2 separate regions of the Homo sapiens genome follow, and region 1 is linked to region 2. A link is a loop called in an ENCODE intact Hi-C map of the cell type or tissue named here. Cell type or tissue: ovary. All regions are shown on one strand.

Region 1 (2,500 bases), 170 kb before region 2:
ACACAAAGTACTAACATCAAAAGGATTTATAGGAACACTTAGGTCTAACCAACAAGAAAGGAGGAGTTTTATAAATTCTCTTTGTGGTCCTAATTACATCTGAGATAAACAAAATCCACAATAACTTTCTTAGTCCTCTCAACTTGCTTATTACTATTGATATGAAATTACTTTAAATCATGTTGCCCAGTTTATATTTTCTTATTATCATAGCATCCCTTCTCACCACATAAATCTCTGGAAAACTTAGAATGAGAGAATTTTACTCTTAAGTTGACTCAATTATCCATAAAATATATTCTTATTGTATAAAAATGGTGGGTTTTATTTTTCCCTTAAAAGGCAAGAAGGCAGTAGTTCAGCATTACCTTTAATAAAGGATGAATTTTTTCTACTGGGAGAGATAAAGGGTTTCTTCGCTTCCTCTTTTCAATAGCTGATTGGGCATCAGCTATTGCCCATTTATCAATTGGATGAGGGAAACTTTTTTGAACACGTTCCTTGGAAAATAGGAAAATAACAACTAAGCAAAAAATATATTAAATAGTGCTCTTCACTTAAAATTTACTTTTAAAATCAAAGAATACCAAAAGTAGAGCTTTTCACATGTGGTATAATTTACATTACAAACATATGAAGCTAAGAGAAAACAGTAATTGTCAATGTATTAGTTCCTTAATTAGACAATAAGAGACTAAACATTCTTTCTATTATCTAGGGGGAATATCACATCCTGAATTTCAACTTCACTGTGATAAAGCTAATTACAAGAATGAGTAGAAGCTACTTTAAATAGTACTTGTATAAAATTTCAAGGAACAACACCCAAGATCAAGAAGTAAATATCTAAATCCAGTTCTCACTCACTTGTCCTTACTTTCAGTGGTAATTACATGCAGCATTTTTCAATTGAAACCTCTATGAATATTCTTTATCCACCATGCAAAGGCACTTCAAAACTATTTACAAATCATGGAAAGCAATGGTTTGCATTGGTGACAGCAATTTTAATACATTGTAGTTTCTTTAAAGTCCTCCCATAGTCATTCGTTTTTAACAAAATACTTCAATTTAATTTCCAGAAATTCTTTAGTTAAAATTTCCACTGAGAGTGAAAGAACTCAGGTTACTATCACAGCTGAATTTCCTTCCTTATTAAACTAATATAATTCACTTCAAAAAGGCGCTTTCATCCTCTCAAAACTTTAAAAAATCCACTTGCAGGATACCATAACTAAAACCAGTAGAGGTCGCTATTACATAACTTTTACACATGTGTTTTGAATAAATGAGTATTCAACTAGTATGTAAAAACTACTAGATGAAATTAAACATCATCATAATTATAAATCTGAATAAAAAGTTTTATTATTTGCTAGTAAAATGGAAAATTAAAAAAGTGTGATGCCATGTGATGCCCTTGGTGGTGAGGGAGGGGTGGAGAACACAATGATTCTTGGAAATCTTAAGAGCAAATCTATAAATTAAGGAGTGTAATCCATTCAATTTTAATAAATTTCCATTATGTCCAAGGCTAAGTCAGCTTCCAAATAAAGTTATTTTAATTCTAATTAATGGAATTAGAAGCATGTTGAAAGAAATTATAGCAGTTAAAAATGGGGTTTACAAACCTTTTCAACTGTCTAGTTGAAAAGCTGTTTGCCAGGACACCAGCCTCATGCAGTAAAACGCAATACAAAGGCCCAAAATATTGAGGAGGCATCGCAGGTGAAAAGGGAGAAAAGGGAAGGGGTAAAGGGAGAGAAGGGAACATCCAAAACAAGAATTCTTTTCTTTTTTCCAAGTTTATTTTACAGACTTGTTAATCCAAAAATGACAAGATATTTAGGACTAACTTACGTGGTTTTCAGTTAAAATGTTTATAGTGATGGGTTTAACCCATGATTAACTAAGTGCAACCATGGTACAAACCTAATCATGTTATGACCCTGTGGCTTTCCAACATTTTTTAAAACCTCAACTCATAGTAAGAATAAATTTTCAACACATTTTTACATTATACCCTTACATACTGCACACATACTCAAATGAAACAGTTTCCTAAAACAAACCTGTCCTTATTATATGTAGCACACTGGCATTTGCTATTCTGTTTTTTATTTGTATATTTATTTATTCTGAGACAGAGTCTTGCTCTGTTGCGCAGGCTGGAGTGCAGTGGTGCAATCTCAGTTCACTGCGACCACCACTCTCAGGTTCAAGTGATTCTCCCACCTCAGCCTCCCAAGTAGCTGGCATTACAGGCGTGTGCTACCATGCCCAGCTAATTTTTGTATTTTTAGTAGAGATGGGTTTCCCCATGTTGGCCAGGCTGGTCTTGAACTCCTGACCTCAGGTGATCCACCCACCTCAGCCTCCCAGAGTGCTGGGATTACAGGTGTGAGCCACTGTGCCCGGCCTGTTTTATTTTTTAAAATGAGGGTTGGGCAATGCACTAAAGTAATTTTATGACTTACTAATGGCCATGACCTGGAGTCTA
Region 2 (2,500 bases):
GTTACCGGGGGTGCTATTCAGTATGTCTAAGAACCTGGGGTGCAGTGCAGGCAGGAACCAACGCATGTCGATGCCTACCAGGGCATTGGTGCGGTCCTGTGGGACTGACTCTCTGTGCCAGGAGGTGCTCTTTTAGTTGCTGGTTGGTAGGGGAAGTATTTGGAGGGATATCCAGAGGAGGGCCAGGGTTGGGGGCGAGCGTAAACACTGGGGTGAGTGGACTTAGGATATTTACTAACAAGAATAAAAGTTCTTTTCAGTATAACAATCTATAGCTGTATTCATACACAGACAAAATCAGAGTGGCCGAAGTCCAAAGTGATAATCAACTTATTACCCAAAGGTGCTGATACAAAGGAATTTAAGTCCAATGGGGGGAAAATAACTTTAAAATTCTTTGCAATTTTAACATGCATATTTCACTCAATTCCATGATATTTTACATATATATAAAGTTAACTTACCTTCAACATACGTATTTCTCTTAGTGCTATTTTCTTAACAACAGGATCATCTTCAGATTCCACAAATTTTTTAACAGCTACTACTTGTCCAGAGGTTTTGTTTCTGCATTTGAATACAACCCCATAAGACCCTTCTCCAGTCTTAGCTAATTTTTCATACTTTTCCATTATAGCTGAAGTGACTTAAATTATTGTATCGATTGACTTGCAGTACAATGCTGCACCTGGAAAATAAGGTAGACTTGCCTTAATCAAGCTATAAAAGACAATGTTCTCACAGGTTATATACAACCAATTTGTCCACATGCCAAAGGTTTATATTCATCAATTAATTGGAAATCCACTTAAAAATATTTGGATATTATTTTGTTAGTTTAGTTTAGTCCTCTGCAGCTCTTCCAGCTATCAAAAGATTTCATATGCTATTTCTGACAATGGTTCTATGTTGACCTCAGTTGAACTAAAAGAATTTGTGGAAAGGAAACTTATCCCATCTATTGTTTTCATTATGCTCAAGCAAACAACTGAAATATGATGCTGTAAAATCCAGCTGAAGGAACATTTCATACTCTGGAATATGCTGTTTATCTTTTCTCTTCTAACCCAAGTGCATACACAATGACTAGGAGGAGTTGTGTAAGAAGACATGGTACAAAAAGTGCTATACTTCCACCTGGTGGAGAGAAGAAAGAGCGTGGGCCATTGAACAAAGCAGTCTTTAAAAACAATAACAGGCCAGGCACAGTGGCTCAAGCCTGTAATCCCAGAACTTTGGAAGGCCAAGGTGGGTGGATCACCTGAGGTTGGGAGTTCAAGACCAGCCTAACCAATATGGAGAAATCCCATCTCTACTAAAAATACAAAATTAGCCAGGTGTGGTGGCACATGCCTGTAATCCCAGCTACTCAGGAGGCCCTTGAACCCAGCTGAGATTGTGCCATTGCACTCCAGCTTGGGCAACAAGAGTGAAACTCTGTCTGAAAAACACAAAACAATAACAGAATCCTTTTAGGGTATTTATTGCTCCTAGCTTTTATTTTCATGGAAGAACAGATTCTTAAGTTCTTAGCCCCAAAAGAAAATAATAAACACAAAGAAAGCATTCATTCTTATGAATTCTTTCACATCTCTAGTGATTTCTATGGAAATACTGGGTTTTTCTGTTTTGTGTCATCCATTCTTGAATGAATGTTTTGGTGACCGAATTAAATATTACATGATGACTAAGGCCAACATATTTAAATAAATCAGTCTAAGAATTAAAAATAGAAAAATTCTAATTAGTCTCAAAAACCCCACCCCACTTTATCCAGCAGAATCTTGTTAATATAACCTAATAACAATTACAATAATAATGGCACTTAACATTGTTCTATACAAATTACATAGAATGTGCACAAATATTCTATGAAGTAGGTGTTATTTTTATCCAATTATACAGATGAGAAAAGACACAGTGAAGGTAATACAGAATTAGAACCCACGGAGTGAGATTTCAAAGAACACAATTTTAATCACTACATTACACAGCCTCTCAGTTAAGTGCAAAAGAATGCATAATTCAGCCAGGCATAGTGGCTCACACTTGTAATCCCAGAACTCTGGGAGGTCGAGGCAGGTGGATCACCTGAGGTCAGGAGTTCGAGACCAGCCTGGCCAACATGGTGAAACCCTGTCTCTACTAAAAACACCAAAAAATTACCCGGGTGTGGTGGCACAGGCCTGTAATCCCAGCTACTTAGGAGGCTGAGGCAGGAGAATCTCTTGAACCCTGGAGGTGGAGGTTGCAGTGAGCTGAGATCGCACCACTGCACTCCAGCCTGGGAGACAGAGCAAGGCTCCATCTCAAAAACAAAAACAAACAAACAAACAAACAAACAAAAAGAATGTATAATTCGAAGAACCACTTTATCCAGGTCTTGGTATTAACAAAATGTCAAGTGAAAAAGTTGACTACTTGTAAATTTCTCTTGTTTCAAATGAGTACACATTTTTTAAAACTTCTCTAATAATATTGTCTTTTCCAACTACAGATT

Evidence for each region. Peaks named below come from ENCODE experiments on the same cell type or tissue, not always from the same donor. Only the 100,000 strongest peaks of a DNase experiment are listed, where the experiment ranks them.
Region 1: a loop joins it to region 2, with 5 times the contacts of the local background. A loop is called at or near these places in 106 of 110 quality-filtered maps.

What each region holds. Positions count from the first base shown.
Region 1 is chr2:39,058,305-39,060,804 of GRCh38, forward strand. SOS1 (SOS Ras/Rac guanine nucleotide exchange factor 1) reads right to left here. Exons shown (of 23, transcript NM_005633.4): 3 at 369-500. Among named protein-coding and RNA genes, the nearest start is that of SOS1, 61 kb to the right of the region's middle. In ovary, CTCF peaks have their summits at 1,252 (motif pointing right) and 1,451; no DNase peak of the experiment used is centred here.
Region 2 is chr2:39,228,901-39,231,400 of GRCh38, forward strand. CDKL4 (cyclin dependent kinase like 4) reads right to left here. Exons shown (of 10, transcript NM_001397900.1): 2 at 465-688. The coding sequence starts at 632. Among named protein-coding and RNA genes, the nearest start is that of CDKL4, 14 kb to the right of the region's middle. In ovary, a CTCF peak has its summit at 1,146 (motif pointing left); no DNase peak of the experiment used is centred here; H3K4me3 peaks cover 1 bases; H3K27ac peaks cover 303 bases.